Linked DNA regions of Homo sapiens: regions 1, 3, 4, 5, 6 and 7 are each linked to region 2. The links are chromatin contacts, found by Hi-C or POLR2A ChIA-PET in ENCODE. All regions are on one chromosome and are shown on one strand. Each heading gives the region's core, a stretch centred on a gene start or an enhancer-like site at or near the end of the contact. The rest is flanking DNA. Distances are from core to core; before and after follow the strand shown. Region 1 holds the start of KNSTRN (kinetochore localized astrin (SPAG5) binding protein). Region 2 holds the start of DNAJC17 (DnaJ heat shock protein family (Hsp40) member C17). Region 3 holds the start of OIP5-AS1 (OIP5 antisense RNA 1). Region 4 holds the start of INAFM2 (InaF motif containing 2). Region 5 holds the start of CCDC9B (coiled-coil domain containing 9B). Region 6 holds the start of INO80 (INO80 complex ATPase subunit). Region 7 has its middle 23 kb from the start of CHST14.

Evidence for each region. Hi-C counts contacts between places; a loop is a spot of excess contacts on that map. ChIA-PET counts read pairs that join two places held with the same protein, here RNA polymerase II (POLR2A). Pooled maps may share reads with other maps.
Region 1: a map of naive thymus-derived CD4-positive, alpha-beta T cell shows a loop between it and region 2 (23-fold over the local background). The contact joins the promoter of KNSTRN here to the promoter of DNAJC17 in region 2. A Hi-C loop is called at or near these places in 1 of 168 maps with a recorded cell type or tissue (naive thymus-derived CD4-positive, alpha-beta T cell) and 11 of 50 pooled maps.
Region 3: a loop to region 2 is called in a map of CD8-positive, alpha-beta T cell, with 7 times the contacts of the local background. The contact joins the promoter of OIP5-AS1 here to the promoter of DNAJC17 in region 2. A Hi-C loop is called at or near these places in 1 of 168 maps with a recorded cell type or tissue (CD8-positive, alpha-beta T cell), 3 of 37 single-sample maps with no recorded cell type and 12 of 50 pooled maps. POLR2A ChIA-PET finds 5 or more read pairs at or near these places in 1 of 52 experiments (K562).
Region 4: a map of CD4-positive, alpha-beta memory T cell shows a loop between it and region 2 (8-fold over the local background). The contact joins the promoter of INAFM2 here to the promoter of DNAJC17 in region 2. A Hi-C loop is called at or near these places in 1 of 168 maps with a recorded cell type or tissue (CD4-positive, alpha-beta memory T cell) and 7 of 50 pooled maps. POLR2A ChIA-PET finds 5 or more read pairs at or near these places in 1 of 52 experiments (AG04449).
Region 5: a pooled map shows a loop between it and region 2 (3-fold over the local background). The contact joins the promoter of CCDC9B here to the promoter of DNAJC17 in region 2. A Hi-C loop is called at or near these places in 7 of 50 pooled maps. POLR2A ChIA-PET finds 5 or more read pairs at or near these places in 2 of 52 experiments (AG04449 and WTC11).
Region 6: a loop to region 2 is called in a map of naive thymus-derived CD4-positive, alpha-beta T cell, with 25 times the contacts of the local background. The contact joins the promoter of INO80 here to the promoter of DNAJC17 in region 2. A Hi-C loop is called at or near these places in 2 of 168 maps with a recorded cell type or tissue (both naive thymus-derived CD4-positive, alpha-beta T cell), 17 of 37 single-sample maps with no recorded cell type and 25 of 50 pooled maps. POLR2A ChIA-PET finds 5 or more read pairs at or near these places in 2 of 52 experiments (GM12878 and WTC11).
Region 7: a pooled map shows a loop between it and region 2 (6-fold over the local background). The contact joins the enhancer-like site here to the promoter of DNAJC17 in region 2. A Hi-C loop is called at or near these places in 5 of 50 pooled maps.

The regions. Positions count from the first base shown.
Region 1 is chr15:40,380,899-40,384,782 of GRCh38, reverse strand. KNSTRN (kinetochore localized astrin (SPAG5) binding protein) reads right to left here and starts at 2,062. Exons shown (of 9, transcript NM_033286.4): 1 at 1,739-2,062; 2 at 1,461-1,555. The coding sequence starts at 1,947. RefSeq lists enhancers at 984-1,505, 1,571-1,740, 1,506-2,029, 1,989-2,058, 2,684-3,184.
Region 2 is chr15:40,805,035-40,808,803 of GRCh38, reverse strand. It overlaps DNAJC17 (DnaJ heat shock protein family (Hsp40) member C17), which reads left to right and starts at 1,331. Exons shown (of 11, transcript NM_018163.3): 1 at 1,331-1,435. The coding sequence starts at 1,358. ZFYVE19 (zinc finger FYVE-type containing 19) reads right to left here and starts at 1,715. Exons shown (of 11, transcript NM_001077268.2): 1 at 936-1,715. The coding sequence starts at 1,214. RefSeq lists enhancers at 683-732, 1,363-1,412, 1,453-1,502, 1,963-2,052.
Region 3 is chr15:41,280,122-41,283,946 of GRCh38, reverse strand. It overlaps OIP5-AS1 (OIP5 antisense RNA 1), which reads right to left and starts at 1,250. Exons shown (of 5, transcript NR_152821.1): 1 at 1,229-1,250. It overlaps CHP1 (calcineurin like EF-hand protein 1), which reads right to left. Exons shown (of 7, transcript NM_007236.5): 7 at 2,060-3,825. RefSeq lists an enhancer at 321-1,062.
Region 4 is chr15:40,321,643-40,325,139 of GRCh38, reverse strand. It overlaps INAFM2 (InaF motif containing 2), which reads right to left and starts at 1,448. Exons shown (of 1, transcript NM_001301268.2): 1 at 1-1,448. The coding sequence starts at 1,084. The coding sequence ends at 623. LOC112268152 (a long non-coding RNA gene) reads left to right here and starts at 1,497. Exons shown (of 3, transcript XR_002957721.2): 1 at 1,497-1,897. RefSeq lists silencers at 741-970, 981-1,060, 1,391-1,760.
Region 5 is chr15:40,338,278-40,342,188 of GRCh38, reverse strand. CCDC9B (coiled-coil domain containing 9B) reads left to right here and starts at 1,250. Exons shown (of 11, transcript NM_207380.3): 1 at 1,250-1,381; 2 at 2,174-2,284; 3 at 2,570-2,677; 4 at 3,286-3,441; 5 at 3,529-3,654. The coding sequence starts at 1,370. RefSeq lists an enhancer at 1,354-2,157.
Region 6 is chr15:41,114,555-41,118,391 of GRCh38, reverse strand. INO80 (INO80 complex ATPase subunit) reads left to right here and starts at 2,112. Exons shown (of 36, transcript NM_017553.3): 1 at 2,112-2,419. RefSeq lists enhancers at 129-908, 1,625-1,724, 1,690-2,469, 2,535-2,614, 2,665-2,714 and 2 more and a silencer at 2,165-2,434.
Region 7 is chr15:40,491,816-40,495,368 of GRCh38, reverse strand. No RefSeq gene overlaps it. Among named protein-coding and RNA genes, the nearest start is that of CHST14, 23 kb to the right of the region's middle. Within about 2 kb of position 1,753, at least 2 of the 41 ENCODE cell types and tissues checked have a DNase peak (open chromatin) inside an H3K27ac peak, as active enhancers do.

The sequences.
Region 1 (3,884 bases), core at 813-3,312, 420 kb after region 2:
TTGTTTATCATTGTATATGGTTTTCCACCTTTTTTTTTTTCACATGTGCATATATTACTTATCCAGCCCACGCTCAAAATCAAAACAAAAATCCTGGGAGGCAGCCTAAAAATTTGAAACTGTTCCAGTTACATATGATCATAAAGCTGGGACAGAGATAGAAATCAAAGAGATGAACACTTCCAACTTGGCTGAGAGAGCTAGTCACTGCCCACTGACTCAGGGGCACCGCATCTAAGGGAAAGACACAGCAGCTGAGAGACCTGGCTCCAGTTCTTCCAGCAACTCCTAGTCCCCGCTGGTGCCAGGATTACCATTCAGGTGTTCTGCGGCAACACAAGACAACAAACAACCCATTAAGCCTTTGGAGAAAAGCCTATTTACTTCAGAGCTCAATCTTTTTTTTTTTGAGACGGAGTCTCGCTCTGTCGCCCAGGCTGGAGTGCAGTGGCGCAATATCGGCTCACTGCAAGCTCCGCCTCCCGGGTTCACGCCATTCTCCTGCCTCAGCCTCCCAAGTAGCTGGGACTACAGGCGCCCGCCACCACGCCCGGCTAAGTTTTTGTATTTTTTAGTAGAGACGGTGCTTCACCGTGTTAGCCAGGATGGTCTCCATCTCCTGACCTCGTGATCTGCCCACCTCGCCCTCCCAAAGTGCTGGGATTACAGGCGTGAGCCACCGTGCCTGGCCACTTCAGCGCTCCATCTTGCCAAGGTTTATGTACCAGCTGAGTGGAATCATCTGGGAAGGGATCATAAATAGCTACTCCATAATCTCCCACAACAGTTTTCTGATGTCTGAAGCTTACTCTGTACTATAATCTCTAGATTAGGCAGTTCCCCGACTGCAGACCCCATGAGATGACTTTCAACCACAAGCAAAGCAACACAAAGCAGATGGCAAAGCAATTAAAAACTATTTTTAATCATGTCTCTCTCTTCGCCCAAGTTTCTCAAATACTGTGCCTAGGTCTAACCCCTCTCTCCCACTTCACTCAACAAACGTGTATTGAGAATGTGGTAATGAGAAACACGGTGCAGATATAAAGGTGAACAAAGAACCCTAAGTATCCCACTTCTCAAATGATTCTCCTCTTTCCTCCCTGAAAACAAACCCAATCCCTCAAGATAGCCCAAGTCTGGAAATAAGACGATAACCGATTAGAAGGGGATTCCTAGCTTAATGGGAATAACATTGTACAATAACCAACAACTTGAATCTAACTGATGAATACAGTACACATGCGGGCAGAAAAGTGCAGAGCACGTCTAAAATCCTACCACATGGTCCTTCCCTTAACTCCCATCATAAACCTACATAGCCTGGTTATAGGGGGCTCACAGGTTTTCAGGGCCGACGGGACGCCCTTCCCCGTGCCCGCGCCACCCATTCGATCTCCACACTCCCGAGACCATCCCCGGCCAGGCCGCAGTGCCCCGGGCGTGGCTTGGACCCTCACCTGCCGGCTGGCCGCCGCTCAGCGCAGAGGGGGGCTGCAGGCTATACACTGTCTTAACCACACTGGTCATCGTAACGAGGCGGCACGGCTGAACCCTGGAAGGTACAGGATGAATGTTACCCAGCGCTGGGCCACTGGGCCCGAGAGAGTGGAGGGCCCGGGGATAGCGCGACCCGACAGGCCCCGGCTCGGGGTTGGAAAAGAGAAAATCCTCCTTTCCCAGCTCATTCCGTCCTTCCTCCCATCCAGCCCAGTCCCTCGCCCCGGGAGAGCCGAACCCAGGAGCCCGCCGGTCCTGCCCGCAGTCCTTCTCGCTCTCGTTTAAAAGATTCCCTGCAGCAACTGTCGTGCCACCGGCTAAGTCGGCCGCCTGGGTTTCAAATAGAAACTTCCGGTAGCTAGGCGGAAGTGGGTGGGAATCGCACTCTGTAGACAGCCATGTTGTACGGAAAACTCTGTCCAGGGGCGGGGCTTCGGGAGCCGCCATACTGTACGGAAGGTTCGCTCAGAGGCCAGAGCCAGACCTAGCGAAAGGTGTTGGAGCCCCCAGGTCTGGGCAGAGGAGGAGGGTGATGCAATTTGTAGGCTTGAATGGAGCTAATGAGCTACCAGCGTCATATTCCGGGATGGAGACGCAAACGTGGCGACATTTAGGGTCCATGTCACAATCCTCTTTATTTAGTTTGGGATTGTTAGGGATATTGCCAGGAGCACAGGTTATTTGGATGAAAACTACACGTTACAGGTGGAGAGTGGCAGGTGAGGCTTGAAGAAAAGGACCTATGGGCTGAGATACCTGAGGCACCTACCTGAGGTCCTAATTTTAATAGCACTTATCCAGATTTTCAGTAGTGATTCAAAGCTACTCCCAATAAACAGGGTAGCTTCCATTACTAAATGCACTAGCTCATTCATTTCATCTGGCATTTATTGAGTACCTGCTGATTACCCAACAGTGTTCTCAGTGGGTGGAAGGGAGTGAGGGAGGGCAAATATCAAGATTGACCTTGGCTCTGCCCTCCTGGAGTTTACAACTTAGAAAACAGACAGTGAACAAATAATCACATAAATAAATATATATTTACGGATTGTGGTGAAATTGTGAAGAAGGCTGGGCACAGTGGCTCACAGCTGTAATTATAGCACTTTGGGAGGTGGAGGCGGGTGAATTGCTTGAGTCCAGGAGTTTGAGACCACCCTGGGCGACATGGTGCAACCCCGTCTCTACAAAAAATACAGAAATTAGCCAGGTGTCGTGGCATGCTCCTGTAGTCCCAGCTACCCTGGAGGCTGAGGTGGGGGAATTATGTGACCCTGGGCGGGGCAGAGGTTGCAGTGAGCGGAGATCGCGCCACTGCACTTCACCCTGGGTGACAGAGCGTGATCTCAAAAATCAAACCAAAACACACACACTATGAAGAAAAAGTACAAAATCGTATAAGATAGAAAAGCAGGGAAACTTAGATTATATTGGGGGCTCAGGGAAGACCTCTCTGAGATGATGTTTGATTAAGGAAGGAGAGGGAGTTAATTTCATTGGGGAAAGGGGAAAATGCAAAGTCCCAAGGCAGAAATGGGTTCTTCTATAGGCACAGAAAGATAGGAAGAGAGTGGTACAGATAAAGCTGGAGAAATAAGCAGTCAAAAGACAGATTTTACAGGCCAAGGTATAGAGATTAGATTTTATCTAAAAGTAATGGAAAGCCACTGAAGTATTATAGCAGGAGAGTGTCATCCAATTTATATTTTATTTTATTTTATTATTATTTTTTGAGACAGGGTCTCACTCTGTTGCCCAGGCTGGAGTGCAATCATAGTTCACTGCAACCTTGAACTCCTGGGCTCAGGAGATCCTCCCACCTCGGCCTCCTGAGTAGCTAAGACTAAAGGTGCCTGCCACCAGACCCAGCTAATTTTTGTAGAGATGGGGTCCTGCTATGATGCCCAGGCTGGTCTTAAACCCCTGGCCTCAAATGATCCTCCCACTTCAGCCTCCCAAAGTGTTGGAATTACAGGCATGAGCCACTGTACCTGGCTCAATTTATATATACTTTATATATATATTCTTTTCTTTCTTTTTTTTTTTGGAGACGGAGTCTCACTCTGTTGCCCAGGCTGGAGTGCAGTGGCACGATCTCGGCTCACTGCAACCTCCGCCTCCTGAGTTAAAGCGATTCTCCTGCCTCAGTCTCCCGAGTAGCTGGGTCTACAGTGCCACCACCACGCTTGGCTAATTTTTTATATTTTTAGTAGAGACGGGGTTTCACCATGTTGGCCAGACTGGTCTCAAACTCCTGACCTCAGGTGATCTGCTCGCTTCGGCCTCCCAAAGTACTGGGATTACAGGCGTGAGCCACCACGCCCAGTCCTTTTTCTTTTCGAATAATTGGGCTTGAATAATTGTGTGGATAGAGTCACTATTTT
Region 2 (3,769 bases), core at 82-2,581:
AGAATCAGAGAGACAGGGCAGAGCCGATGCCTCCTCTGCTCTTGCAGAGATGGAGGGAGGCTTGGCTCAGGATGGGCTAACAATAGCCTCCATTTATTAAGCACTTACTATGTGCCAGGCACTAAACCCAGTACTTAACATTCATCATGTGATTTATTCCTTACAATTTACACACATTATTTTACTTAATCTTGATGCCAACCGTGATTATCCTTATTTTGAGAGGGCCAGAGAGGTTACATAACTTATCCAAACCAAGGTCACCGCCTCAATAAGACAGCAGAGCTCAGATTTGAACGCTGACTCCAAAATCCAGGTTGGTGAATGCTGCACGGTCCTGCCTTCCTGCGTGACACTAATTTACTCCATCTAGTTCCCATCATCTCCTGGTCAGAATCCCTGGCCACAACTGAGGCAGAGGGAACCTGCAGTTTACCAGAGGAATCTGGCAGGTCTGTGATAGGGACAGGACAGTCAGCCTTCACCATGGTGCCCCGGAAGCAGGAGGAAGTGTGGTAATCTAACTCCAGCGACCTGGAGAAGGGCAGGCTGCGGGATGGGGAAGATTTCAGAGCAGAGGGAGTAACGGGCTTGGTGTGATGGACACCGCGCTTCGGAGGAGCAGGGTGGAGAGAAGAAAACCGCCAGATGCTACACTGGGCCGACAGAAAAGAGTAGCTTTGCAAAAACGACGGCAGCGCGCTTTACAGTTTATAGGGAACTCTCACCTAAAGCACTTCAGTGGACCCTCACATAAACCCTGAAAGCGAGAGAATGTTAGCCCCATTTTACAGAAATGGAAACTGAGGATCAATGACTTCATCAAAACCACACAGCTGGAAAGGAGCCGTAAGACCAAGTCTTTGGACGTTAAGTCCCGCGCTTTTCCCTCCTCTCCTCCCTGGCCCTGCAGCCCTCGGGGAGGGAAGACTCGCCTCCTTCTTGAAGAGGGTGAACTTGACAGCGCAGCCGTAGCACCTACTCTCCATGGTGGCTCCCAGCACCGCAGGGTCTGCAGAGCTGAGATCACGCCGGCCAAGTCCTGGGCCCCTTGGACCCTCACCCCAGCTCCGCCCTTCCCTTCCCTGCCCTGCCCCGCCCCACACGCCCACTGGCACTGTCCCGCCGCGACCTAGAGCAGGGAATCCGGACGCTCTCCTGCAGCCAGCGTACGGCAGCGGCGGCAACGGGGGCTGCTGGGAGTCGTAGTTCATTCACGACTGCCGGCCTCCCTCAGAGTCAGTCAAGCCTGACCCAGAACACAATTCCCAGAGGGCTAGGCGCCGCTCGGAGCCTGCAGTCCTCACGCGCGCTTAGACTCTTGGGAGTTGTAGTACGAATCCGTCAGGCCGGAACCATGGCAGTGACCAAGGAGCTCTTACAGATGGACCTGTACGCGCTGCTAGGCATTGAGGAGAAGGCAGCGGACAAAGAGGTGAGAACGGTGGCGAGGAAGGCTGATCTTGAGAGGTCTGGCGGTCCTTCCTGTCCTAGCGCCTCGGCCACTGCTGGCATCCGCTCTCCAGGTTCATTCGGGTCCTGGGCGGGGAGCGAGGGTCGGCGCTATGCCCTCCGCAGGCGGGCTCCCAGACATTTCCTGGACGGTCCGAGGGCCTCAAGAGGAAGCGGGGTACAGAGGGCTCTTCGCGCCGGGTGGCTGTGCTCTCCCCGTGGCCCCTGTCTCCTAGAGGCCGCGGGGCGAGGCAGCAAGGAACGCTAGCCTCCTCTGCGCCTGCGCAGTCTCGGCCTCCGTTTCCGCTTCTGCCTTGACTGTGACAAGAGGTGCCTCATTTCAGTCTCTTCTGCAGGCTGATTTAATTCTTCCACTAAGAGCCTAGAACGAAAGAAAAGTAAGATCTCAAAGCCTCTCCACTCCCTTTTCATGCCCCCTTGCCAATGTGACCGATGACCCTGCTGTCTCTATTTTCTTTTCCACTCAAGCCCATTGACTCTTTTCAAGTAGCTGATGCCCTTCTCAGCATGTGCTAGTTAGTGGGCTAAAAGCAGGAGGATCAGAAGGTTAAGGCAGATGGTATAGAGGTCCATGCTACCTTAGGTGGTGATAAAGATGCCAGGGAGTGAAACACTGATCAAGCTGGATTTAGGATTTCTTTTATCTCCCCCTGGATCATGGTGGTAGTTTTAACAATATACGAAGGAGAGGCGTTCATCAAATGAAAATTAGTGCCCAACTGAGCCGAGATCGCGCCACTGCACTCCATCCTGGGCGACAGAGCAAGACTCTTTCTCAAAAAAAGAAAGAAAGAAAGAAAATTAGTGTCTACTAGGCCGGGCGCGGTGGCTCACGCCTGTAATCTCAGCACTTTGGGAGGCCGAGGCGGGCGGATCATGTGGTCAGAAGTTCGAGACCAGCCTGACCAATATGCTGAAACCCCTTCTCTACTAAAAATACAAAAATTAGCCGGGCGTGGTGGCACACACCTGTAGTCCCAGCTACTTGGGAGGCTGAGGCAGGAGAATCACTGGAACCCGGGAGGCGGAGGTTGCAGTGAGCTGAGATTGCACCACTGCACTCCAGTCTGGGCGACAGAGCGAGACTGTCTCAAAAAAAAAAAAAAAAAAGGAAAAAAAAATAGTGCCCACTAATGTCCCAGTACTTCTGGGCTGCCCTGCTCATGGGGTGAGTGAGCTTTTGAGAAGAGGAAGCTCTGGGGCAGAAAATCAGAGAGACCCAGAGGGCCCTTGAGAAATGCTGTCAACCTGCACAAATCTGTCCCCTGCAGCCGCAGCTGAAATCAGAAATGGCCATGGGATGTCTATGAAGCATCAAAAGCATCTGCTCCACCTCTCTCGTGTTTCAATATTTTAGGATTAATAATTCCTAACATCTGTATAATGCTTACTATGTCCTAGACAGTATTTTTTTTTTCTGGATAGTATTCTAAGTGCTCTATGTTTACAAATTATTATTTTTTAAATTCTTTATTATTATTATTTTTTATTATTGTTTTTGAGACGGAGTCTCGCTCTGTGGCCCAGGCTGGAGTGCAGTGGCGCGATCTCGGCTTACTGCAACCTCCGCCTCTCGGGTTCACGCCATTCTCCTGCCTGAGCCTCTCCAAGTAGCTGGGACTACAGGCGCCTGCCACCATGCCCGGCTAATAATTTTTATTTTTAGTAGAGACGGGGTTTCACCGTGGTCTCGATCTCCTGACCTCGTGATCTGCCCACCTCAGCCTCCCAAAGTGCTGGGATTACAAGCGTGAGCCACCGTGCCCGGCCTATTATTATTTTTTGAGACGGAGTCTCGCTCTGTCGCCCAGGCTGGAGTGCAGTGGCGCAATCTCAGCTTACTGCAACTTCTGCCTCCCAGGTTCAAGCGATTCTCCTGCCTCAGCCTCCGGAGTAGCTGGGACTACAGGCATGTACCACCACGCCCGGCTAATTTTTTTTTTTTTTTTTTTTTTGAGACAGAGTATCACTCTTTGGCCCAGGCTGGAGTGCAGTGGCATGATCTCGGCTCACTGCAACCTCCGCCTTCCTGTTTCAAGTGATTCTCCTGCCTCAGCCTCCCAAGTAGCTGGGATTACAGGCACCCGCCACCACGCCCAGCTAATTTTTGTATTTTTAGTAGAGACGGGGTCTCACCGTGTTGGCCAGGCCAGTCTTGGATTCCTGACCTCGTGATCTTCCCACCTCGGCCTCCCAAAGTGCTGGGATTACAGGTGTGAGCCACTATGCCCTGCCTGCAAATTATTTAATTAGTACTTTATTAATAGTGAGAAACTATTTGAGACATTTCACAAAA
Region 3 (3,825 bases), core at 1-2,500, 480 kb before region 2:
GAGTGTTTATTGGGCATCGTCTTGCTCGCGCGCGCTCTCCTTGCGTCGTAGGTTGGTTGGAATGCACGTCAATCAATAGCACTCGCCCCACTCTTTCGATCCGGATTGGGTCCCAGAATTGAGGTAACAGGGAGAAATGCTTTTGTAATTCAATTATTAAGAATGTAAAATTTCCGCCGTAGAAGCTGTACCACGTGGTAAGATAGTGTGGCTAGGCCGCGTGACTATTTTAAGCCACTGTTAGGTTAAACTGTAGTACTAATAATTTCATTCTCAGGCCCGAGGGTTTTTGTTTTGTTTTGTTTTTTGAGACAGAGTCTCTCACTGTCGCCCAAGCTGGAGTGCAGTGGCGCGATCTTGACTCACTGCAACCTCCGCCTCCCGGGTTTAAACGATTCTCCTGCCTCAGCCCCTCAAGTAGCTGGGACTACAGGCGCATGCCACCACACCCAGCTAATTTTTGTATTTTTAGTAGAGACGAGATTTCACTACGTTGGCCAGACTGGTGTCGAACTCCTGACCTCAGGTGATCCACCCGCCTCGGTCTCCCGAAGTGCTGGGATTACAGGCATGAGCCACCGCGCCCAGGCTTTTAATCCAGGGGTAGCACAACACCTAGGGAAAAAATTTAATGCTTCCAGTTTGTCTCTGTCTTTGACTCTTAAAGGGCCCAAACGTTGTCCGGCTGTTTACAGCTTTGGTCAATACAGGAGAGAAGGATTCGTCACTTTTCTGAAGGCCCTCCTGCATAGAGGAAACCTGCTGTAACTGGCAGTTTTGTTGTTTGCTACACCCAACTGTAGGGCATCCTTTCTTCTGCATCATTTCCCAGAGGGGCAGGTGTCAGGCCTCTGAGCCCAAGCTAAGCCATCATATCCCCTGTGACCTGCACGTATACATCCAGATGGCCTGAAGCAACTGAAGATCCACAAAGAAGTGAAAATAGCCTTAACTGATGACATTCACCATTGTGATTTGTTTCTGCCCCACCCTAACTGATCAATGTACTTTGTAATCTCCCCACCCTTAAGAAGGTTCTTTGTAATTCTCCCCACCCTTGAGAATGTACTTTGTGAGATCCACCCCCTGCCCACAAAACATTGCTCCTAACTCCACCGCCTATCCCAAAACCTGTAAGAACTAATGATAATCCACCACCCTTTGCTGAACTCTCTTTTCCGACTCATCCCACCTGCACCCAGGTGAAATAAACAGGCTTGTTGTTCACACAAAGCCTGTTTGGTGGTCTCTTCACACGGACACGTGACAGCAGGGAGGGTATACGTGGGGTGGCTCCTCTTCGGGGTTATGACAAGCGAGGCCCAGCGTAGGCAGTGTAGGTCCACTGTGCTTGCCAAACACCAAGAGGGCTGTCATCTGGGTGGATTCTTAGAAATGCAGATTCCTGGCCTGGCACGGTGGCTGTAATCCCAGCACTTTGGGAGGCTGAGGCGGGTGGATCAGCTGAGGTCAGGAGTTCAAGACCAGCCTGGCCAACATGGTGAAACCCCAATCTCTACCAAAAATACAAAAATTAGCCAGGTGTGGTGGCACGTGCCTGTAATCCCAGCTACTCAGGAGGCTGAGGCAGGAGAATTGCTTGAACCTGGGAGGCGGAGGTTGCAGTGAGCCAAGACTGTGCCATTACACTCCAGCCTGGGCAAGAGTGAGACTCCATCTCAAAAAAGAAATGCAAAGAAAAAGCCATGTAAAACCAGAGTATGTCACCGCTGAGGCTGCACATGAATGAGGAGGTGGGCAATTTAAGGAATGGACATATACTGGATTTTTAGGCTTTTTCTACATTTAAGGAGTCAGGGAGTCAAGAATAGAAATTGCGTCTTAGCTGGAATGAATGGGAAGTGGCCACGGCTGACAAAACCATGTCGAAGCCAAAAGTGCTGGCCCCTCGATGAATGTTTCCACTTCATATATCCAGGCAGCAGCAGAGTAGACTGCAGCTGACCGTACAGACATAAACTTGAGTAAGGGAGACACTGTGATTTCAAACTTGAAGGGACTAAGTTACATAAAATTCTTGTAAAATGGACAAAAGTTATTTTGTTTCAACCACAAGTATTTATTGATGGATCGAAGATACAATTTTAATGGAACAATAAGGCACAACCGTGGATTAAAACACTTTGCTATACAGCCAAAAGGGGGGAAAATCTATAACCTTAGGAACTTTATGCCAATCAAGAAGCCTCTAAAGTACCTCTCTAATAGATCAGTATCAGACATTCTTCCCTTTTACATAATTCCTATATTACATCACTTAATCATAAAATCTGACTGATACTTCATAAAGAATTCCTCATTCATTTATATTTGAGCCATCCAGCCTGGCTACTCCCCTGTTCTCCACCCTTTTCCATCACTTTGCAGTGGTATTTTTTAGCAATCTTCAATAGTTTTCCAAAGCAAGGAAACAAGCAAGCAAGCAATGAGTCAGAAAGTCAACCAAGGGCAGATGTGTGGCTAAATACACTCATAGAGACATACATTAGGATAGCAATAGCCTGATTCACTGAAGTCTAAACTAAGCTGACTTGGCAGAAAAGTTGCTGTGGCTCGCTCAAAGATCTGTAATGCCACCTTAGGTTGTGCTACTAGTGCCAGACCTCTTGTTTTTAAGGGATTAGCAGTGGTCTAAACAAGAAGCCAGGGAGCTAATGTAACCAGGCAGCTAATGACACAACAGTCAATGCTTTGGACATGTATTAGGAGCAGACTATGGCTTCCGTCATTAACATTTGCCAAGTGTAAAATTCATAAAGAATTTTGCGGCTGAGCACGGTGGCTCATGCCTGTAATCCCAGCACTTTGGGAGGCCGAGGCAGGAGGATCACCTGAGGTCAGGAGTTCAAGACCAACCTGGCCAACATGGTGAAACTCCCTCTCCACTAAAAATGCAAAAATTACCCAGGTATGGTGGCACACGTCTGTAATCCCAGCTACTTGGGAGGCTGAGGTGGGAGAATTGCTTGAACCCAGGAGGCAGAGGTTGCAGTGAGCCAAGATCACGCCACTGCACTCCAGCCTGGGTGACAGAGTGAGACTCCATCTCAAAAAAAAGAATTTTGTGCAAAACTTCAAGACACTAAGGAAACAATCTTTAAATATTTTGGACTGGGGCCAGGCGTGGTGGCTCACACCTGTAATCCCAGCACTTTGGGAGGCTGAGGCAGGCGGATCACGAGGTCAGGAGTTCGAGACCAGCCTGGCCAACATGGTGAAACCCTGTCTCCACTAAAAATACAAAAAATTAGCCGGGCATGGTGGTGCACACCTGTAATCCCAGCTACTTGGGAGGCTGAGGCAGGAGAATCACTTAAATCCAGGAGGCTGAGGTTGCAGTGAGCGATCGCACCACTGCACTCCAGCCTGGGTGACAGAGCAAGACTCTGTCTCAAAAAAAAAAAAAAAAAAAAAAAAAAATTTGGACTGGGATATTAGGCACTTCCGTAACACTAATATTTCTACTTGGAAATGTGAAGTGGAAAACATTCCAGTGCACATAACACTGAGGCATAAACCATGCTGCAAAGGTGTGAATGCATGAGGCTTTATAGGGTGCCCAGCCTCCTTATTAAATAAAAGCCATGAGAAAGTCCCTAGGCATATTGTCAGAGCAGCCATTCTGGTGGTAACGGTGTCCCCAAACTAAGCAAACCTGTAAGCATACTGCTGCTTTTTCAACAGTCAACATTGCACTAACAAGAGGAGCCACACAGGTACAAAGTTGAGAATCAGAGGCCAGAGATAGAGTGATGTGGGCAAGCAACCTAGAAGACTTGGCTCCATACCTCTCACCAAGGCCAC
Region 4 (3,497 bases), core at 199-2,698, 480 kb after region 2:
TGTACTTTTTGGGGGACAGCAAATAGCCCTTGCTTGACCCCTTCAGTCAGTAGCTACCCAGGGTGTGGGAGGATATACATAGAATTCTATGTGATTATAGCTTCTAGTGCATATGTCAACAACTATATACAGGGATCTAGAAATTTAATGCATCTCTGGCCACTGCAACTAGGTTGACGTACCTGAGCTCCACTACTTTTGGTGCCCTCCTCCTTTCGAGAGCTTCAGCTTACTTAAAAAGAGCCCCTACAGCTCCATCCTTCCCCTGAGTCTTGGGGGAAAGCCCCAGTCACCCCTGCATGTAGGATACACCAGAGCGAGCGGCGCAGAAGGGTTTGGTGCCGGGATCTCCCCACCCCTCCCCCCATCCCCCTACGGCTCAGGGCCCTGGTGCAGCACGGTCCTGGGCAGCAAACCCCCAGCCCCCCGGCGAATCGTGGTCCCTTGGCTGAAGATCTGGCTGCGGGCCTCCCGCTCCGGGGCCAGCCGGCGATGGTGGGAGTGTGAGGGGCGTTCACTCTCGTGGGGGTCACTCCCGCGGGCTCTCCACCCCATCCTGCTGCGAAGTCCTGCCTCTGGGCTTGGGGAGAATGGTTCCCGGCGGCCCCCAGCGCGGAGGGCTTCAACGACTCCCGGGCGCCGCCGCCGTTTCCTCTTCGTCCTCGTCCGGCCCCCGAGGCCGCTCGAGCGGCCCGGCCGGGGGGCTGTCCGCAGGGGGCTCCGGAGGCGCCGGTCGCGCCGCCTGCAGTGGGGGAACGTCGCGCGGCGCCTCGCGGCGGGACGACCCAGTGGTGTTGGGCCCCGCCGCCGCCGCCCCCGAAGTCCCAGACGGGCCAGTGGCGTTGGAGCCGCCGGGGGGCGGGCCAGCGGCTCCCCCCGAGGTCCCGGCGCCCACCGGCTGCCAGATGAGGCTGTAGTAGACGGCGAGCACGATGGCGGCCAGCGACACGGAGAGCACGTAGGCGAACACGGTGGCGAGCCGGACCCACTTCTTGTTGGTCTTGGCCGCCATCTTCGCCTTCTTGTCCCCGGTGTAGGTGGCCGGCTTGCCCCGCTCGGCCGGGGCCGCGTCGCGCTCCTTCATGGGGGGGCCCCGGCCTTTGCCCCGGTGCTCCACGGCCCCGGCTGGAGGGGGCCTGGCGGCCTGCAAGGACTGGGCAGGGGGCGGCCCGGCGCCCTCGGTTCCCGGCGGCCCCGCGCTCCGCCGCCGCTCCTCACGCCGCCCGCCCGCAGCCCGCCACCGCGTTGCTGCAGCCGCCGCCGGGGCCTGGACCAGTCACCGCCGCCAGCGCCGCCGCCGCCGCCGGCCCGTCAGCTGCTTCCCCGCCGCCGCCACAGCCACAGCCGCCACAGCCGCCACAGCCGCCCGGCTCCGCGTCCCCATCCGCCGCCACGCCGCCGCGCGCTCCGCCGCCGCCTGCCCGGCCGCCGGCCGCCTGGTCTCCAGTGGCCGCGCGGACCGCGCGCTCCGCTCCAGCCCGGCTCCCCCGCCTCGCGCGCCGGCAACAGGGGGCGGGGAGAGCGCTGCTGGGGGCTGCCCCTTAAAAGGGCGACGCCGGGGTCCGGAAGTGCCGCGAGGGGAGGCGGCGGCTGCCGGGAGCCGCGAGCCCCGCCGGGACGCCCCGTTAAGAGAGAGTTAAGGGAGGCTGGCTCTTAAACGGGCGACGTCACCGCGACCCCTGGTGGGCTGGCGCGGCGTAGAGTGGAGCCCCGGGCACTTCTTTAAAAGGGGGAACGGCGTTGTGCGAGGCGGAGTGCGGAGCTAGAAGGGGGCGGTCGGAGCGCGAGCTGTCAACTCTGGCGCCTCCCCGCTCCGCCCCGAGGCTCCGAAGTGACAGGTGGAATAGCAGCCTGGGCTTCGGACTCCAGGCCTAGGTTTATCCTCTGGGAGGGGACGGTAAGAGGGATAGGGAAGATACCACGTTCCAGCTCTCAGCTTGCTCCCCGCACCGCGTACCCCCTGGGTGGGTCTCCCAGGCCCATTCACAGCTAAAGAACCTGGTTGACGCCAGGGGTAGGCGGTTCTGGCACCTGGAGCGCTCACTGGGGCCGCAGCTGGTTGTGTTCCTTCCACCCAGTCCAGGCTGGGCTTCGGAGCTCTACTGAAGTCGTCGCAATTGCGTACCCCAGCCCGCCTCACCCCGCCAACCCTGAGCCTCCGGGACAGAGCCACGGACTGAGCTGTTCTCCAGACTCGCTTGCCACCTTAGTCCCAAAGTTCGCCGCAGGTCGCTGGTCCCGCTTTTTGGGTCTTCCAATTCCTGGTTTTGGCCTGGATTTGGACCCAAGGAGCTGCACTGAACCTGAGGAGTTTAACTCTCAGGACTCCTAGAGCGTTTTCACTCTCAGATCCCCTCCAGACCTCAAGGCTTGGGCGGTTGTCCCCTCCCCACTTTCCCATGTGAGGTTTGTCTTCTTTGGCTCCAGGCCAGGCGCCAGGCAGTGGGCTCTGTGCCTGGTCTTTGGACCCCCTAGGTGCTAACAACCCTTCATGCTCAGACTCTCCCTTGCGGCTTTACTTGTGCCCTCCCCCTCCTTCCGCTCTCTGCTCTCCCTGCCTTCTCTCCTCCCCATTCCCTCTCTATAAGGCTTTCCAGAATTCTGGTTCCCTCCTCCTTGGATGCTACTTCCTGTGTTCCCAGAACTGGGCATATGGACTGCCTGGGTGTCTGAATGAGTGAGGGAGACTTGTCTGGGCGTGTGTTGGGGAACAGAACTGTGGTTCTGATGGGGTTCTGTGGGTGAACCCTCCCTCAAGCCCCTGCAAGTGTGAGCCTGACCTGGCTTCTACCCTGTGGGGCAGGATCCCCTCTGCCCTTCTCACTTCCCCCCCTCCTCCAGGAATCTTTGGCTTCCAGAGGACCCCCCTTACACACACACACACACACACACACACACACACACACACACACGAGGAAGCCCTCCCAAAACAGCTGCCTTGCCCACCTCAGCAGCACAGAAGTCAAGTGGCTACCAGAACTGAGTGTGCTAGTGGACTGCTGGAACCACAGGCCTCTAACCCAGCCTCAGTCTCATTCCTGATCCAGGCCCAGGTGTGGGGCTGCCACTAGTAATGGCTAGCCAGATGCTATTTCAAGGAAAAAGCTGTTTTTTTTACTTTCTGAGAAATTTCAAGGATATTGGTAGTGTGGAGTGTTTATGGCCTTTTGTGGGTTGATGGGGAAGAAATAACTCACTCCTCCACCCTGCTCCTAGGTCAGCCAGGGCAGCCTGTTGACTTAAAATTCCTGAATTGTCGCCGGGTGCGGTGGCTCACGCCTATAATCCCAGCTTTGGGAGGCCGAGGCGGGCGGATCACGAGGTCAGGAGATTGAGACCATCCTGGCTAACATGGTGAAACCCCGTCTCTACTAAAAATACAAAAAAATTAGCAGGGCGTGTTGGCAGGTGCCTGTAGTCCCAGCTACTCGTAGTCCCAGCTACTCGGGAGGCTGAGGCAGGAGAATGGCGTGAACCCGGGAGGCGGAGCTTGCAGT
Region 5 (3,911 bases), core at 1-2,500, 470 kb after region 2:
TCTTCAGTAATAAATTAACCTTAGCTTACTGTAACCTTTTTACTTTATAAACTTTTTAATTTAAAAAAACTTTTTGACTCTCTTGGTAATAACCCTTAGCTTAAAACACAAACAAAACACATTGTACAGCTGTACAAAAATATTTTCTCTTTATATCCTTATTCTATAAGTTTTTTTGCTATTTTGAAACTTTTTCTTTTTTTTAACTTTTTAAACTTTTTTCTCAAAATCTAACACACACACATTAGCCTAGGCCTACACAGAGTCAGAATCATCAACATCACTGTCTTCCATTCCACATATTGACCCACTGGAAGGTCTTCAGGGGCATTAACAGGCCTGCAGCTGTCATCTCCTATGCTAACAATGCCTTCTGGATTTCCTCCTGAAGGACCTGCCCGAGGCTGTTTTACAGTTCACTTTTTTTTGTTGTTGTTGTAAGTAGAAGAAATACACTCTAAAATAATGATAAAAAGTATAGTATAGTAAATACATAAGCCAGTAACATAATTGTTAATTATCATTATCAGGTATTCTGTACTGTGCACACTTGTATGTGCCATACTTTTGTGCGGCTGTCATGCCGTAGGTCTGTTTACACAAGCGTCACCATAAGCACATAAGTAGTGCCCTGTGCTACCATGTTATAATGGCTACAATGTCACTAAGCCATAGGAATTTGTAGCTCCATTATAATCTTATGGGACCACCATCATATATGTGGTCCATTGTTGAGTGAAACGTCATTATATGGTGCATGACTGCACAGAGAAGACAATGTCCAACCTAAAAGAATGAATGACTATTGTTGTCATTTTAGGGATGTGGTAGTACTTGGTAGTCTAGGGGAGGTGAGCTTCTTGATCCCTTTGAATTACTTAAACCAAGGCTGATGAGGAGAAGGAGCAGGAGAGGGCAGGCGCATCTGTGTGCTGTAGGCCTTTTTCTACTCATGGGAGGCACAGAGGCCTACGCTGGCTGCCCATCTTGTCTGCAGGCAGGCCCAGGCTGGGGTCCTGCTGGGGCCTAGGCAGCCAGGCCTCCTGTGTAGGCTTGACCCACCAGGGAGAAGTCCCTACCAGTCTGTCTGGGGACGCTGGGGTGGGGCAGGGAGAGGTGCTAGGCAGGACCAGCCAGCTGCCAGTGCCCTGGTCCTCGCCCTCTGAGAGTGGAAGGGTGGGGGTGGCGGCCCGACGTTCCTGGCTGGGAGCCCAGAGGAGTCTTTTGTAATCACAACATGATCTCGTGTGCTGAGCAGCGAAGCCGGCAGGGAGAGGCCGGCAGAGGCCCGGCTCCGGTGGCTCCAGCTTTCCTCCCACTCTGGCTCCCCAGGGGCTGCTCTGGAATTCTCTCGGTGCCCGCCGTTGCCATGCACTCGGCTGTGAGTGGCAGTCTGCCTTTGGCAGGGGGCTTCTTGGGACTGGGAGGGGGCTGGGATACCAGGCAGCCACCCTCTGGGGGCAGCTGGGGACAGCTGGGGCTGGGAGGAAGAAGGCTGTGACTAGGGTCACAACAGAGAACCTGCATCCAGACAGAGAGGAACCTGGAATCTTGATGCAGAGACATGGCTTGCCCAGGGTGACTCCTGGGCTGGGGCCGCCAGGGGAGCTGGCTCTCTCCGCCCCGACTACCAGCAGCTTTCGGCCTGGAGAGGCTGGGCCCCTGGGAGCGGCTCTTTCCTCCAGGCTGGGCACAGGCCTAGGTGCGGGGTCCAGGGCCTGAGAGCCCAGGACGGAGCCAGGGCCTCTCCTTTTTCTCTGGTTGTGGATCTGGGAGCCAAACAGCTCCCCCCTCGACCTCCCGAATCCCCTGGCAGCTTCCCAGTCACGGCAGGTTCCGCTGCCAGAGCCATTTATAACTCCCATTCCAGGCTCTGCTCGGCAGTGAAGCTCCCTGGAGAGCTGGGGGAGGGGCACCCCACTGCTGGGAGCTGTGGCTTGGGGTATGAGGCCCTGACCTGAGCCCCCTGAGGAGGCAGGGACAGGCAGACGGGCCTAGCTGGAATGGGGGCTTGGGGCCTTATTTGGGCCATCTCCCTAAGCAATCCCCTTCCTTCCTGGGTGACCTTAGCTGTGGGTCTGGGATCTCTTCCTTGGGTGGTGAAAATGTGAAAGCTGGGGACTGGTGAGAGGGGGACCCGGAAGTCAGGAGCTTGGGTTCCCTGCCTCTGCAGGGAACTCCCAGAGCCGAGTCCCCCATGAGCAGGCAGGAGAAGGACGCAGAGCTGGATCGGAGGATAGTTGCCCTGCGCAAGAAGAACCAGGCCTTGCTCCGCAGGTACCAGGTGAGTGGGCTGCCACAGGGCCAGGAGAAACCACTTGGCTGCCGCTCCCTGTGCCCCACACGTGGTGGTCTCCCTGCAGGCTCAGCAATGCGCCTCTGGGGCTGGGGCCAGGGGTAGGGTGGGCATGGTCCCTCTTAGAGGCTTGGTGAGGGTCCTGGGGATGTGTGATGTGGCGCCTCTGCCCCCTGGTGTCCCACTGGTGTCTCTCTGTGTAGGCCTATCAGCATCTATGTCTCTGTGCACCTGGGGGGCCATGGCGTGTGCTGACCCCCAGCCCTCCCACAGGAGATCCAGGAGGACCGTCGGCAGGCAGAGCAGGGGGGGATGGCTGTGACCACACCAGCACTCCTCCAGCCTGATGGCCTCACCGTTACCATCAGCCAGGTTCCCGGTGTAAGCCTCACCCTGGGAGACAGGGCTCGTAGCAAGGAGGTGGAGGCCCAGACCATGTCGGGGAAAGACAGCTGCCTCTGTTCCCCTCTCCTACTAACTATTCTGGGGTGCACCTGCCAGCTCCCAACCTCCTGCAGTCGGACCACTGCTGTCCCCACCAAAGAGCCACAGCTGAAAGCCCCCCTACCCCCAGTAGATGCATCTTCATACCCTTTTCCAGTCCACAGCCCTGCGCCTATGCCACAAAGCACAGGCCACTCCTAAACCTCAAGCCCCAGGGGCTAAAACCCTGCAGGAAGTGGGGGACAGAGAAGTTGGGGCTGAATGCCAGGAGCAGTGTCTGAGGGACAGAGACCCATTGTTTGAGTGCTCTGGGTTTCCCAGCTCAGAGATGACGGGCCACTGTGGCATCTTGGGCCGCTGGGTGGCCCTGGGCCCTGGATAACCTCATGCCATTGGCATGTGAACACCCTGTGGGAGTCAGCTCTTCTGTGGGGAATGCAGGGAGGGCTGGGGTTGGAACCCAGGCCTGGGGAACCACCGAGAGGACCCAGCACCCAGGTCCTGCCCAGCACTGCCCATGTGGCCTGAGGGTCTTTGTTCTGCAGGAAAAGCGGGTGGTTAGCAGGAACTGGGCAAGGGGTACCTGTGGACCCAGAGTGACCAACGAGATGCTTGAGGATGAGGATGCTGAGGACCACGGGGGTACTTTCTGCTTAGGGGAGCTGGTGGAGCTGGCTGTGACCATGGAGAACAAAGCAGAGGTGAGCAGGGTGGTGGGGAGTGCAGGCATCGGCAGGCAGCCTCTTCCTCCCTGGCTCTGCTGCACTGCCCATCTTCATCCTCCCCAGGGCAAACGGATTGTAAGTGAAAAGCCTACCAGAGCAAGGAACCAAGGCATAGAGGGGTCACCTGGAGGGCGTGTGACCCGAAGCCCCCCCACGCAGGTGGCCATCAGCTCAGATTCTGCACGGAAGGTGTGTCTTCAAGAGGGGATGGGGACATGGATCTGAAGGTCCTCACTTGGGGGAGGCAGAGAAGCTGAGTCAGATATGTCCCTCATTTGCGGGGACGTGGCCAAGGGAGCACATGCAGGAGTTCCTGCTCCTCCTCCCTTTCTCTGGCCAGTCTCTACTTTGGGTGGGCCTTGAAGTGGGAGACAGTTTAAGCCAAAGATGTGATCCAGCCCCCTCCCCTATTTAGCCCTGCTGATGGTGGCATGGGAGTTGGGGAG
Region 6 (3,837 bases), core at 863-3,362, 310 kb before region 2:
ATCTCCGCTCACGGCAACCTCCGCCTCCGGGGTTCAAGCGATTCCCCTGCCTCAGCCTCCTGAGTAGCTGGGGGGATTACAGGCGCGCGCCATCATGCCCAGCTAATTTTTGTATTTTTAGTAGAGACAGGGTTTCAAGGTTGGTCAGGCTGGTCTCAAACTCCTGACCTCGTGATCTGCCTGCCTAGGCCTCCCAAAGTACTGGGATTACAGGCGTGAGCCACCGTGCCTGGCCATGCATTCAAGCAAATTTAACTCTTGGTTTTTTTTCTTGAGGCAGAGTCTCGCTCTGTCCCAGGTTGGAGTACAGTGGCTCAGTCTCGGCTCACTGCAACCCCTGCCTCCCAGGTTCAAGAGATTCTCCTGCCTCAGACTCCCGAGTAGCTGGGATTACAGGTGCCCGCCACCACGCCCGGCTAATCTTTTTTTTTTTTTTTTTTTTTTTTTTTCAGTAGAGACGAGGTTTCACCATGTTGGCCAGGCTGGTCTCAAAATCCCGACCTCAAGTGATCCACCCGCCTCAGCCTCCCAAAGTGCCGGGATTACACGCGTGAGCTACCGCGCTTGGCTTGCAAATGTAACTTTTTTTTTTTCTTTTTGAGATGGATTTTTTTTTTTTTCTTTTTGATACGGAATTTCGCTCTTGCTGCCCAGGCTGGAGTGCAATGGTGCGATCTCGGTTCACTGTAACCTCCGCCTCCCAGGTTCAAGCGATTCTCCTGCCTCAGGCTCCCAAGTAGCTGGACTACAGGCACCCGCCACCACGCCCGGCTAATTTTTGTATTTTTAGTAGAGATGGGGTTTCACCATATTGGTCAGGCTGGTCTCGAGCTCCTGACCTCAGGTGATTCGACCACCTGACCTCCCAAAGTGCTGGGATTACAGGCGTGTGGCACTGCACCCTGACACAAATTTAACTTTTTAAAGGTCAGTTAACTCAGCACAAGAAGGCTACTTGATGACCTTAATAAAGTACTTTTTAGTTAAATGCTAAGGGCCAGGTTAAAATGGATTAAAGAATGAGACCCAAAGGAACTGAATTAACAGCATATTTAACTTTCAGTAAGTTCTAATTCTTATCTACACCTAGGCCTTACCCTAGGCAATTCTCACCACACATCCTGGTAGTTGGGTCGATTACATTTATTATGTTGTCTTTTTTGTAGAGACGGGGTCTCGCTATGTTGACCAGTCTAATGGACTGCTCTGAGACGTTTGGCCTGAGGTGATCCTTCCAGGCAGGAGGATCACTTCAGGCCAGGAGACTGGGAACCAGCCCAGTAGACTGGGCAACATAGCGAGACCCCAAGTTTAGTAAATGTGGGTGGCAGTGGACTCAAATTGTAGAATTGGCACAGGTAAAAGCAATTATTCGCTTTTCAGAGGCACACTGTGTGGATGTGAGAACAGGCTGGCATTTCCGATAACAGGTCTGCGTGTTCCCAAGTCCTTGTATCCCACAACCTTCACGTAGACATCTTATCTAACTATGCTGTCCTACCCAACCTATAGCGTTCTTGCTCCCAGAGTCTAAATGGGAGCCCCAAACTAATTACTGTATAGTAGTCGAACTACACACCAGGCACTTCCCCGACAATCTACAACCCCATCCAAAGGGGTCAGAAACTAGTAACAAAATACCAGCTGCGAGCCTCTCCTTCCCCTAAAGAGATCTTATCAACTTGGCTGCACCTTCCCACCTCTAGCCTGCGGGAACAAATATCCCAGGATCCCGGGCGGTTTCGATTGACGTTACTTCCGGGAAAAGTAACCTTGCATCGGCGGTTGCGGGCCTGGAAAGCTCTCGCGACATTTTCTCCTGCGAGATCTGCTTGCTCACTGTAGCGATGACATCCTCCTCCTCCTCCCCGCCGCCTTTCGGCAATCTTCGCCAGTCCCAGTCCCGACTAATCTGTACTCAGATGGCATGGATCAGGGTCTCCCCTCGAACCCCGGTTCGCACGGGGCGTCAGGTGGCAGCGGCGGGGTGCGAGCTGCGCGAGGCCGACGGCAGCGGCACTACGGGTGGCCACGGGCAGGCGACGAGCAGTGAGTGTGGGCGGGGTGGGGGTAAGCCACCCGTGTAGCGGCTCGATTGTTCTGGCCTGGCTATGGCGCCTCTCCTCCCCCCCGCCATGGCTCCCCGTGTCCCTGCTCCGCTCCTCTCAGTGAGTGAAAGTGGCCGCCGCCGCCGCCGGCCCAGCGCCCGCAGCCGCCTCAGCGCCGCCGCCATCTTGGGGTCCCAGGAGCCGCGGAGGGAGCGAGCTAGGAGCGTCCACGCCCAACGCAGTCACCGTCCCACGGCCTCAGAGAGCGAACCGCGGCTCCACCGTCGGCGGGGCGACCCCCCCCTCCGGACCCCGCCCGCACCCCGCCCCCCCTCCGCCGCCGTCGCGGCGGCGGGGCCAGGCGGCCCGAGGTGAGGCAACTAGACGTGGGCGGGCGAACGGAGTGGGGGTTGTGTAGGTCTTGTTGCGCCCCTCTCTGCGGGCGACAACTGGGCCGCGTCTTAAAGGGGCCGTCGCCCCCGGCCCTTGGATTTGTTGGGGTTAGTATGGAGGATGGGTGTGGACACTCCCCGCAGGGTTGGGACCTCAGGGACTAGGGCCTTGTCCTTCCCGTTTCATATCTCTGGAGACCCGGGGTCATGCGGTGACCTCAGCCACCTGAGGAAGCCCGTGGGGCGCCCACACGTGGGGAGTGTGTTAGACCAGGTGCACGTGGGACCCGGTGGGGCGGTGTCGGGCTAACACGTGTGTAGGTTTGGGGGTGGGCAGGGGCAGGGCGGAGGCTGGAAGGCCTTGAGTGGGAACCCCGTGAAGGTTGTGTATCTGTCATTTTAAACAAATGAGATCTAAGGGCTTGTTAGTGTGTCATTTTGTAAGGGGCAAGTTGAGATACGGTTGAATGGTGCACGCTGCTGGCTGGTGTTGGGTGGGGGCAGGCTGACACCTGCATAGACTTGGGAGTGTCTAGATGACACCTCTTCTGGTTTTTTAGGTTTTTACATAGCGACTAGGAAAGTGTCATCCTATTTTGACATTCCTTCTTGAGCTCGCTAATGGAAAGTACTACTTCCGTAATCTCCGAGGCTAGAAGCCCCCTACAGTTTAGGAATGACAGAACCTAGGCAGCCACTTACTATTCTAGTTAACAGCCAACTGTGCCTGGAATTCTTTGATTCACACACTGTCTCTAGTTTGATGTACTTGTTAGAAATGGGGGAAGGAATTTGGAGGTTGACCTGGCTAACGTCACAGGTTACTTTTCCAGTCAGTGACTTTCATTATTTCCTCCACAACAAAATTATTGTGGCTTTTCAGTGGCAACTTAAATTAAATAATAGCTTTATTGAAATATGATTCAAATACCAAAAAATTCCGCTTTCTAAAGCGTATAATTAAGTAATTTTCTGAAACTATATTTATTAAATTCTGTAGCCATCAACCACTATTTAATTCATCACCCTAAAAGAGAATCTCTAGAAGCCATTTAGCAGTCACTCCCCATTCCCCCTCCCTCCAGTCTTAGGTAACTATTAATATATTTTTTGCCTAAATTTACCTAAAAAAGAAACATATGTATCTTTCTTTGCCTAGTTTGTTTCACTTAACATGGTGTTTTCAAGGTTCATCCGTGTTGTAGCAGGTATCAGTACTTAATTCCTTTTTTTTTTTTTTTTTGAGACTGAGTCTCGCTCTGTCGTCCAGGCTGGAGTGCAGTGGCGGGGTCCCGACTCACTGCGACCTCCGCCTCCCAGGTTCAAGCACTTCTCGTGCCTCAGCCTCCCCAGTAGCTGGGATTACAGGCGGCTGCCACCACACCCGGCTAATTTTT
Region 7 (3,553 bases), core at 504-3,003, 310 kb after region 2:
GTGTGGTGGCGCATGCCTGTAGTCCCAGCTACTCGGGAGGCTGAAGCAGGGGAATTGTTTGAACCCAGGAGGTGGAGGATGCAGTGAGCCGAGATCGCGAGCTACTGTACTCCAGCCTGGTGACAGAGCAAGACTCCATCTCAAAAAAAAAAAAAAAAAAAAAAGAATCTGGCACCTCCTCCTCTCTCCCTTGCTCCCTCTCACCATGTGACATGCATGTTCCCCCTCCACCTTCTACTCTGAGTAAAACCTTCCTGAGACCTCACCAGAAGCTGAGCAGATTCTGGTGCCACGCTTGTAGAGCCTGCAGAACTGTGACCCAAATAAACCTCCTTTCTTTGTAAATTACCCAGTCTTGGGTATTCCTTTATAAGCAATGCAAAACAGACTAACACACTTCTTCTTCTCCTCATTTTTCTTGGGGAGAAAAGCATGAATTTTGAACATGTCTAATTGTAAGTACCTTTGAGATGCCTAAATGGTGGTGCTAATTAGCATCTGGATACATGACTCTGTAACACAGAGGGTGAGCCCTGGGCTAGGGATCTGTATTTGAGATCACTGGCATGTATGGTACTTGAAACATCAGGCATTTGGCCAGGCATGGTGGCTCACACTTGTAATTCCAACACTTTCTGGGAAGCTGAGGCAGGAGGATTGGTTGAAGCCAGGAGTTTGACACCAGCCTGGGAAACCAAGCAAGACCCCATTTCTTAAAAAAAAAAAAAGAATGAAAGAAAAAGAAAATTAGCCGGGTGTGGTGATGCACACCTGTGGTCCCAATACTCAGGAGGCCGAGGAAGGACTGCTTGAGGCCAGGAGTTGGAGACTCCAGTGAGCTATTATTGTACCTCTGCACTCCAGCCTGGGTGGCAAAGTGAGACCCCATCTCTAAAAAAGAGGAGAAAAAGGAAACATTGGGCAAGAATGAGAGAGTTGGGAGAAAACATACTGTAAGAGAAAGAGGACTGGGGAAGACCTTGACAAGCCTCAACATTCAGTGACTGAATGTAGGAAATAACCCACAAAAGAGCCAGAAGAGTAGGCAGGGGTCAGAGAGTGAAGAGTAACACTAGCAGAGAGGGCTGTCCAGAAAGCTAAGGGAGGAGGGTGTTTCAGCAGAGAGAGTGTGATTCTCAGGACTGAATCCTGCTGGGAGGTCAAGAAAGAAGCCTGAGGATACCCACTGAATCCAGTGAGACAGAGGTCACTGATGACTGTGGGGAAAATGATTCTATGGAGTGACGGGGGCTGGAGTGGAGGAATGAATAGGAAGTTCAGAAATGGAGACAATGCATATAAATAACTCTTTCTAGAAGCTTGGGTATTCTATTAGCACACGCAATTGTGACGTTGAAACCACTGTATTAGGATTCACTGAGGCGAATAACATATTTCAATGGAAAAAGAGCCACTGTTTGTCAATAGGAAACCCACATACTAAAATAGAATTGGTGCCCCTCTTGATGAATCTGTGGAGCACTGATTCTGGTAGGACTGCTACATATATCCTGACATCAACAAGACAAATGTTCTTCATTTTGGGTACATACCTGCAAACCTAAACAGCATGATCTATATGTACAGATGGTTTGGTAGACAATTACTGATACAGGGGCATTTTTAGCCCTTTGATCTACTAGGAACAGGAAGTGGCAGAAAAAGAGACTAATCACAGTGATGGATGTTTCATCAGAACTACTGACTCACAGCATGTATCAGCACCCAGTTCTTGCCACCATTGCCTGTGGCACTTCAAACAGCACGGAGACCACTTCAAAACCACAAGGCAAGGTCTGCTATGGAAACACAAGCATGCGGCATTCATTCAATCCACAAATGAGAACTACGAGGGAATGGGAGATTTGGGGACTGAAACACACTAAAACCCACACTTTGATACCTGATCATGTTAGAAGCAGGAGATTATTTCATTCTGGATCTCAATACTTGAGACATTTTGACCCATTTGAAGACACTGACAACATTCACTTGGTACTGAATAGTCATCAGCACACTTCTTTTATCTGTGTGCATATACCAAAAATCTCCTAACCCTAATTGCTGATATCTGAAGTTTCGGTTTCGGCGGCAGGCACCCCTCCTTTTATTTTATCCTTTTTACCTAGAAAGCAGATCCTGAAAAGTTGAAATACATGTCAGCAGAATAGAGAGTGTTTGAAACTTTCAAATTGGTGTTCATTAAGGCAAGTATCTCACTGGTACATCATATTGACAGCAGCAATGCCTTGCACTAAGAGCGTTGGTACTTAAAAACGGCTTTGGGCATGCTTGAAACATATGTACTCATAGGCTGAGCATATATTAAAGGGAAGGGTTTTCAGAGACAGTTATTTGACAGTGACAGCTATCTATATTCATACATCAGGTATTTGCTTCTCCCTATCTGTAAGCTCCTCTTTGGGTTTAAGAAACACACCAGGGGTGGCTCACACATGTGATCTCAACTTTGGGAGGCCGAGGTGGGAGGATACTTGAACCCAGGAGTTCGAGACCCACCCAAGCAACATAGCAAGACCTTTTCTCTACAAAAAAAAATTTTTTTTGAGCAAAGGCCTTCTCACTGTCGCCCAGGCTGGAGTACAATGGTGATCTTGGCTCACTGGAACCTCCATTTCCCAGGTTCAAACAATCCTCCCACCTGAGTCTCCTGAGTAGCTAGCTGGGACCACATATTCCAGCCAACATGTCTGAATATATATATATATATATATATATATATATATTTTTTTTTTTTTTTTTTTTTTTTTGGTAGAGACCAGGTTTTGCCATATTTCCTAGGCCGGTCTCGAACTCCTGGACTCAAGTGATCCACCTGCCTCAGCCTCCCGAAGTGCTGGGATTACAGGCATGAGCCACCGTGCCTGGCCCAAAATTAAATAATAATAATAATAATAATAATAAGCCAGGCATGGTGGCATGTACCTGTGATCCCAGCTACTTGGGAGGATGAGGTGGGAGGACTGCTTGAGCCTAAGAGGTCAGGGATACAGTGAGTCGAGACTGTGTCACTGCACTCCAGCCTGGGTGACAGAGTGGGACCCAGTTTGTTTTAGTCAGGGTTCTCCAGAGAAACAGGACAAATGGGATATATACATAACATAGAAAGATTTATCCTAAAGAGAAGCCCCAAGATCTGTAGTTGGCAAGCTGGGGACCCAGGAGTATCAAAGGTATAGCTCCAGTTGGAGTCCAAAAGCCTGAGAAGCAGGAGAGGCAACAGTGTAAATTCTAGTCTGAAAGCTGGCAGGCTTTAGACCTATAAGAGCTTATGTTTCAGTTCAAGTCTGAGGCAGGAAAAGACCAGGATCCCACTCAAGGCAGTCAGGCTGAAGGAGTTATCCCTTTACTTTGGAAGGAAGGTTAGCATTTTGGTTTTATTGAGGCTCTAAACTGATTCAATGAGATTCACTCACATTAGGAAAGGCAATCTGCTTTACTCAGTCTACTCATTCAAATGTTAGTCTCTTCCCAAAGCATTCTCACAGACACACCCAGAATAATGTTTGGCCAAATATTTGGGCATCTCGTG